Linked DNA regions of Homo sapiens: region 1 is linked to region 2. A link is an interaction called in ENCODE POLR2A ChIA-PET data of the cell type or tissue named here. Cell type or tissue: GM12878. All regions are shown on one strand. Each heading gives the region's core, and the rest is flanking DNA. Links, peaks and the distances in the headings are about the cores only. Region 1 has its middle 8.3 kb from the start of HIKESHI. Region 2 overlaps HIKESHI (heat shock protein nuclear import factor hikeshi).

What was found. Peaks named below come from ENCODE experiments on the same cell type or tissue, not always from the same donor. Only the 100,000 strongest peaks of a DNase experiment are listed, where the experiment ranks them.
Region 1: POLR2A ChIA-PET joins it to region 2 with 6 read pairs; 6 of 35 experiments call an interaction of 5 or more read pairs at or near these places.

Annotation. Positions count from the first base shown.
Region 1 is chr11:86,291,703-86,296,101 of GRCh38, reverse strand. It overlaps the pseudogene SETP17. Among named protein-coding and RNA genes, the nearest start is that of HIKESHI, 8.3 kb to the left of the region's middle. RefSeq lists a silencer at 3,941-4,235. In GM12878, for the core only: a CTCF peak has its summit at 4,108 (motif pointing right); DNase peaks (open chromatin) are centred at 2,671, 3,031 and 3,961; H3K27ac peaks cover 917 bases.
Region 2 is chr11:86,344,835-86,349,233 of GRCh38, reverse strand. HIKESHI (heat shock protein nuclear import factor hikeshi) reads right to left here. Exons shown (of 5, transcript NM_016401.4): 5 at 3,291-3,650. The coding sequence ends at 3,596. The region is part of intron 4 of LOC105369421 (a long non-coding RNA gene); the gene reads left to right. Among named protein-coding and RNA genes, the nearest start is that of CCDC81, 28 kb to the left of the region's middle. In GM12878, for the core only: no CTCF peak of the experiment used is centred there; no DNase peak of the experiment used is centred there.

The DNA.
Region 1 (4,399 bases), core at 186-4,185, 53 kb after region 2:
AATGGTGCAGCCGCTGTGGAAAACAGCTACCATGTGACCCTGTGAACCTACTCCTAAGATAAAGAGAAATGAAAACATGTCCTCACCAAAACTTGTACATGAAGGTTTACAGCATCATTATTCATAATAGCTAAAAGGTGAAAACCCAATCTCTACCAACAGATGAATGAATAAATAAAATGTGGTATATCCATACAATGGAATATTATTCAGCATAAAAAATTAGAGTACTGATACATGCTACAATATGGATACACCTTGAAAATATTGTGCTAGGTGAAAGAAGCCACAAAAGACCACATATATGATTCCATCCATATGAAAGGAGAAATCATGTTGTCAAAATGCCCACCTTTGCTCAATATATTTCTCCCGAAAATGAGTTAGGGACCATGGTATGGAGAAAAGACCTCAACAACGGGGTGATTGAGCACAACAGCAAAAACACAAAGACTGCAAGTTGCTCCCAGGGATTGGATAAAATGTTTTAAAAGGAAGGTTGGAATCCATTGGTGTTCTGTTAGTCATCTTCTCCTTCATCTTCCTCTCCTTCCTCCCCTTCATCACCTTTATCTTCACCTTCATCCTCATCCCTGTCTTCATCTTCTTTTTCTCCTTCTCCTTCCTCATCATCCATTATTGGGAACCAAGTAATACTGTAATTGATTTGGCCAAATACCATCTTTGATGACCTTTCCTCATTCATCTGCACCTGCATCAGAATGGCCAGTAAGCCAGGTGAAGAAGCTCTCTGGTTCCCCATGCTGCCTCTTCCTGCTGGCATTATTCTGCATTTGACTTGCATTTTTCATCAAATCCTTTCCAGATTTCCATTTGATTTTAGTGAGTTTGAAGATGGAGCACCACTCTCATTCAGATGAAATTTTTTGGAGAGAACTTTATTTTTGAAGTCAGGATTTTTGTCAAAATAAAAACATTCTGTAACCTGGTTTAATATCTTCAAATTCTGTCACTTCAACACTGGTTAAATACGGCAGTGCCTCTTCATCCTCCTCCCCAAGCAGTGCAGACATTTGTGGATGGTTGACAAATGCTGTTACCCCAAAGTTTGGGATTTTGGCTATCAATTCAGACCTCATCTGAAAAAACAGTTGGCCGAGTTTGTTATATTTCTGTTCTGTTTTCAAAGTCTCCTCATTGGCTTATTAAGTCTACTTCATTTTGTACTTCATCAATATGTTCAGTTGCTTCTTGCTGTTCTTTTTCTCCCTTCTTCAGCAAGCCCAGACAGACTGATGTCTCTTCCAGCCTCAAGGCAGAAGGTGCTCTTGGTTTTTTCTTTTGAAGCAGAAATAGAAATCATGGGATTTGGGGGGCCATGTTGTGTGGAAATGCCAAAAATGAGACCACAGATCTCCTTGCCCCTCAGGAAGAAGCTCAGAAAACCCTAATATTATTGTTTTAAATCACAGCATCACAACCCCTGAACTTTTGCTACCTAGAACAGTGTAATGAAACCATCAGTAACAGTTATACTAGTATAAGAATTTCAGCTCAGAGTAGACATATTGTTGATTTGAAACTTTACAAAGGATAGTTCTCTCTTGAAGGCAGATCTAGGTAGCTTTCCCTGTTACTCTTACCACCTGTGATAAATTGCAAAAGTGTCACAAGTTCTTTCCCTACCTGGGTCCATGCCCTTGCAATGTGACTTTGAAGCTCCTCCTCTCAAGAGATGGAATCTATTTCTTCACCCTCTTGGCCTTCTTACTTGATTTGACCTAAAGAATGCAGCAGAACTGATAATGTTCCAGTTCCAAGCTTAGGTTTCAAAACTACTTGCAAGCATCTGCTCTAGTCCTTGTAAGTTTGCTGATTTACTACAGGAATAAGCCAAGGAGAGCCTGCTGGATAAGTAAAGACACCTGGACTCATTTCCTCAGCTAACAGCCAGATCCCATGAGCAAAGCTACCTAGCTGACTTGCAGCTGACCACAGTCATGAGTAAGTCCAGTCAAGTCCAAAAGAACCACCCAGCTGAGCTCAGCCCAAATAGAATCATGAGTTAAATAAATTGCTGTCCTAAGCCATAGAGGTTGGAGGTGTTTTGTTCAGCAGCAAAAGCTAACTTCTTTGTAATTCCTTCATCATATGAAAAAAAATTTTTTTTTTTTGAGACAGTTTCACTCTTGTTGCCCACGCTAGAGTGCAATGGCGCAATCTCAGCTCACAGCAACCTCTGCCTCCCGGGTTCAAGTGATTCTCCTGCCTCAGCCTCCTGAGTAGCTGGGATTACAGGTGCCTACCACCATGCCCAGCTAATTTTTTGTATTTTTAGTAGAGACAGGATTTCACCATGTTGGCCAGGCTGGTCTCGAACTCTTGACCTCAGGTGATCCACCCGCCTTGGCTTTGCCCAAAGTGCTGGGATTACAGGTGTTAGCCACTGGGCTCGGCCCATGAAAATAATTTTTATGTATTAGTTTCCCTTTCCTATAGCAAATGCTGGTAGATGTCTATTTAACATCCACTTCTTCCCTTCTTCCTTGTTAACAGAACCCCAATTTTGTCCTGGCATCCATCTCTCCTCTCTGTGACTCAGAAGCCCCAGGGGAAGCCCCTATTTTAATCAACAATTTACTCTTCTCTTTGCGGTGATTGGTTTAGGATCAGCCCCATAACCTGAAAGGAAGTGTTCTGGGAGCTTCTGAGAAAAGTGTCTTCATTGTAAGAAGGCCACAGTAAAAAATTAGTCAAGTGTTGTGGCACAGGCCTGTAGTCTCAGCTACTCAGGAAGCTAAGGCAGGAAGATCGCTTGAGCCCAGGAGGTTGAGGCTGCAGTGAGCTGTGATTGTGCCACTGCACTGCAGCCTGAGTGACTGAGTGAGACCCTGTCTCAAAAAAAAAAAAAAAAAAAAAAAAAGTTACACAGCCAGGCATAGTGGCTCACGCCTGTAATCCTAGAAATTTGGGAGGCTGAAGTTAGAGGATCTCTTGATCCTAGGAGTTCAAGGCTACAGTGAGTTATGACTGTGCCGCTGCAGTGAGTTATGACTGTGCCGCTGCAGTGAGTTATGACTGTGCCGCTGCAGTGAGTTATGACTGTGCCACTGCACTCCAGCCTGGGCAGCAAGTGAGACCCTGTCTCTTAAAACAAAATAGAAAAAGCCATACAAAGAGATGATCACTTTCTGTCTCTGTACTTTGACATATCTGAAGGTGATACTTGGAGTTGTAGCAACCATTTTGAAACTTCAAAAGGAACAACCTGAGGCCTGTGAGGTGGCTCACGCCTGTAATCCCAGCACTTTGGGAGGCCGAGGCTCAATCACTGGAGCCCAGGAGTTCAAGACCAGCCTAGGCAACATGGCAAAAAAAAAAAAAAAAAAAACCAAAAATTACCTGGGTGGTTGGCACATGCCTGTAGTCTCAGCTACTCAGAAGGCTGAGGTGGGAGGGCCTGGGCCCAGGAGGCGGAGGCCCTGACCTGGGGCCAGGAGACAGAGGTTGCAGTGAGCTGAAATCACATCACTGTACTCCAGCCTGGGAGACAGAGTGAGACATCTCAAAAAAAAGAAAAAATAATAATAATAAAGGAACAACCTGAGGAAAATGCCAGTACAATCAGAAAGGCAGAGAATGAGATGAAAATAACTTGTCTTTATTGATGTCTTGTGCTGTTGAATCAACTAGCCCTAAAGCCTATCCTACCTTTGTACTTACAGTTATGTGAGATAATATATTCCTTATTGCTTAAGCCAGTTTTAGTTAGCTTTGTTGTTACTTACAACTGATGTTATAATTAACACAACATCCACTAGAATATAAGCTCCAAGAGGGCAAGGAATGTGTCTATTTTGTTTACTACTCTGTCTCCAGTGTGTAGTCCAGCACCTATCCCCTAGCAAACATGTAATAGTTATTTACTGAGTGACTATAAGCATATTATATCAATCATCATTTGTTAAGTACGACTGCAACTGACACTTGACTAGACAGCATAAAGATCTAATTAGGGAGCCTGACTACTCTTGACTGTGAGTCAGTTCTTCAAGAGAACTTTACCTTTGCTTTCCACAATCTGGCATACAGTCAACCTCTACACATTTGGTGACTAAATTGACCAATGTCACAGAATTTTGCCAACTCTCCAGCAGGGGGTGCCCATAACCAGGTATTCTGGGCTCTGGGAAGTTTTTGGTTTTTTTTGTTTTTTTTTTGTTTTTTTTTTTTTTGCTCCTCAGCCCCTCCTTTGCTGCATTGCCCTTCATCTTCCCCCGAACCCCTCTTGGAGCCAAGGAACACAGCAATGCAAGAAAGCTCAGAAGGGACTTTTCAATTTTCGGAAACTCAGTGTCTGTCCTATCCCAGCTTCCAGCACCTGTTAGAGAGGGCTGAGAATATGCTTCTATGATCAGAGGATGCTCTCTTAGGTCAG
Region 2 (4,399 bases), core at 127-4,126:
CTTCTGGAGTAGCTGGGATTACAAGCATGCACAACCATGCCCGGCTAATGTTTGTGTTTTTAGTAAAGATGGGCTTTCACCATATTGGCCAGGCTGGTCTTGAACTCCTAGCCTCAAGTGATCCACCCACCTCGGCCTCCCAACGTCCTGGGATTACAGGCGTGAGCCACCATGCCCAGCCACCTTTATATATTTTTGACTAATATTCATATCTTCTCTCCTCTGACAACTCTTTATAATTTTGGCCTTTCCCAAATTCAGGCACAGTAAGACTATGAAGATGTCTTTTATGCCTGAACTCTTCAGGTTTCCTTCACATTATGGAAGAAAAGACAATAGGAAAAATTAGGTTTGTTTGGCACTCTACAAATTTTAATTAATCCCCAATCATTTTAAGACTTTTTTTTTAAAAAAAATCAAACTTAAAAGAAAAAAAGAAAACTTAACAAATCAAGAGATTAGCCTTCTCCTGTTAATTATGCCAGGTAAAATTTGTGAATAAAAATGTTTCAGTGTTTCATTTCAGGTAAAAAGAAACATGCTCATGTTCATGTAAAGACTAACACAATAACTGTCTGCAAAAAGATATACTTTACGAGATTACAGACCAAGAGAATTATCACTGAATATTGTCCATAATATGTTGTACTCTCATAATCATTTTATAAATTGTATTGTTCCTCAATAGTGGATTCCACTCTTCTCTAATCTAGAAAAACATCATTGTCTGCAACATCCTCAACTATCAGCAAACTTAGTCTTCTGGAAGAGACATCAGGGAAAAACTGGCCTCAGTGAAAAATTAGCTCAGCAGATACTGTAACAACTAGCATGGCAGTAAACTCCAAGATGATGATCACTGGGTTTATGTTTCCCAACTAAATGACAAGTACCTTCTCCAGACAGCTAAACAACCACTCCATCAGGAGACCTTAAACCAATGATTCTTAGGAATCCTCCAGAAGCCAACATCTTTGGTGGAAGACTACTAATCAAGACCTTCAAATCAAACAAATGACAATACAAAGTAGACAGCATGGCAACAAGGAAGGCTACAAGGCAACAAGGAAGATTAATTTTCTGATACCTTTGCTACTTTCCCTCTTCTGCTTATTACAGTTTGGTACTCCCTAGAGATTGCCTAAAGGTTTCTCAGTATTCTCTCACATTTATCATTTTATACTTAATTCTTTATGGTGTTTTTTGGCCACCTTAAGAATTTTGAGCAGTTTTCTCAAACTATAGCTACTCCCTGAATCTTTCAAATTCCACCATAAAATATATATATATATATATTTCCTTTAAATTCTTGAGGAGGCCAGTTAATTCCCACAGGTCCCTTTTGGTATTTGAATTTTCTTCATATCATTAACCTCACTCTTCATTCTTGTAAAAACTGGATCTCTACCTTAATTAAACAAATATACTTCTGCTACAATCATTACAGCACTGTCAGCAGACAGAATCAAGCTCACCAAGGCAGGGGACAAATGTTGGAGCTATCCTCACTGCACTAGTCAGTTTTCTCCAGATTTTTCAGACTTCTCTGTAGGAACTATTTAACTCCTCTAAGAATATGCCCACCTCAAGGAAACAATTCTTGGCTCACTCCTGTTGTGATAAATATTTATATTTCTACTATCTTCTGTAACCCAGCCGGCATTATTTATGTCAACACCAGGTTTTTACCTGCCTCCTGTACACAAACCTACCTTGCATATATAGAATAATTGTTAGATGTTCAGATATTTAAAGCCCTTTTCTTTCCAGCATATCACGTGTCTCCGAGAATAACCAGAAACTTCCAAAATAAGGCAGGTATAGGCTACTCAGGAAAGCTCCCAGAAGTGATGACTCCTTATGCATACTGTGCAAGATACTATTCTAGAAGTAAGAATAATACTAGAAAATGTGGCCCAAAATTTCACTCCCATCATCTGCTCTGGAAGCCCAAGAAACTAGTTTAAATTCACTACAACCCAAGATTATCATGAATAATCATATATTCTTTTGATTTCTTAGCAGACCAAGGAATAGTTTGTGTTTACTTAGTATTTCCTGTTGTATCACTACAAAAATCACTGGGAAGAGGCTACCTGACTGTAGAAGAGGCACAACTGAACTTCAGGATGTTTTTTCAGCTTGGGTTTGGCAATCTAGGTCCTAGATACAAGTTGTAGTACATGAATAATCATTTTGCTTCTGGAAATTGTATTGCAATTAGCTGATGTTTTCTGTGCAGAGTATTAAAGACTGTTGTGTAGCCATTGCCAAGTCTCATGATTCAACAATTGCTATGGTTTGAATATTTGTCCCTTCCAAAATTACGTTGAAATTTTAATCCCAATGTGGCAGTACTGAGAGGTGCGGCCTTTAAGAGGTGATTGGATCATGAGGGCTCTGCCCATAGGTTAAGTTATCACAGGAGGGGAACTGGTGGCTTTATAAGAAGAGGAAGAGTGACCTCAGCTGGCACAAAAGCATGCTCAGCCCCCTCACTGTGTGATACGCTGCACTGCCTAAGGACTCTTCAGAGTCTCCCCACCAGCAAGAAGCCTCTCACCAGCTGCAGCCCCTTGGCCTTGGAATTCTCAGTCTCCATCATTGTAGGAAAAAAAAAAAAATCCTTTTCTTTATCAATTACCAACCCAGCACTTTGGGAGGCTGAAGTAGGATTGCTTGAGCCCAGGAGTTCAAGCCTAGTCTGGGCAACACAGTAAGACTGTGTCTCTGCAAAAACATCAAAAAAATTAGCTGGGTATGGGGGTGCACGTCTGCAGTCCCAGCTACATGGAAAGCTTGGGGCAGGATGAGCACTTGAGCCCAAGAGGTCATGGCTGGAATAAGCTGTGATCACGCCACTGCACTAAAGCCGGGACAACAAAGCAAAACTTCGTCTTAAAAAAAAAAAAAACATTTAAGTCAATAAATTACCCAGTTTTGGGTATTGTTATAATCAACAAAAAATGAACTACTAACCATCCATTAACAAGAAGAATCCTATATTCTACACATAAATGCCTACCAGTATTAAATAAAAGCTCACCAATATGGCAATTTTATTAAACTTATATGAATCTGCAGATATAAAAAGTGACAGCCAACCTGTATTAATTGGAAAAACTGACAATCTTAAGAAATAATCTCTGAAAATAATTTCTCCATATTTAAAAATGTATACTTCATATGTTTTTCAAGTCTCCCAAATTTTGAAATAGGTAATTGAAAAGTTAACTACTCCAGCAAACCATTGTTTCATTTCAATAAATGAATGATTACACATGCAATGGTACTTGGCACACTACTGTTTGGTATAGGTTTTATTTTTAAGTAAAAAAAATGAATCATAGCCAAAACAAAATGTCTTGCCTTTGAATGGTATTTTAAGCTTAAGGGGAAAAAAGTCTTTAATGATGAACATATTTTCATTTTTCAATGTTTTTAATTTTTAATAAAGATTTTTAATTAAGCTTCAGTCTCTAAGCAGTTTTTAAACTTAGGTTTCGTGATCCTTTGACCTCATACTTTTAGATGGAGTCAGTTATCTTCAAAACATGACAAATTTCAGAATCCATTAAAAATTATTTTATTCAAATTATGTTTTCCAAAAGAGAGGGTTCTGTGCTAGTCGTCTTTGAAAGTTTTCATACCTAGAAAAGAAAACACATATATTTACATTCACAAGAAAATTAAAATAGGATCTTTCATTAACTGCCAAATGACTTATCCAAAACAATTTTACATGTCATTTCTAAAAAGCTATAAAAAATCTAAAAAGATAATCTGGAAATGTAATTATTCTTATAAAAAGACAGCAAGCATAGGAATTTAAATATCGGGGCAGTTTTGATTAGCTTTTATCAGAGAGCACAAATCATAAGAAATTTTAGTAATTGTTTATCTTCTGCAAATTTAAGACCTAGAAGGGACCTAAGGAAAAAAATCAAATTCAACTCCTATTTCCTCATTCCACAGATGAGCAGATGAGAGAAATTTGCTCAGGGTCACATAGCTACATTATGCCAAAATTCAAACCTAGTGCATTCCAATGCTCTCCATGCTACACCATGGTACCACTTCTCAACAAACTCTTCCTAGGCATCCTCCCATCTCTAGGATACTCAAAGTGAAAAGAAATATCTATAAAACACGGGAAAGTTGGAAAATAGATTCATTAGCCATTCATGTACACAGTGCAGTATAAACTACTCTCATAGATGGTACTTCTAAATGAAAATACACAAATATTTATAAGCTTTAATAGTGGTCCCTAAAACATAGGCAACTATATTTTCCTGTCTTTATAAATTCATAATGGCGACAATATAACAAAATATTTAGGGTAAGAACTGTTTCTCATCAGATCTCTATAGTACATACTTTAATGGCATGCAGTGCT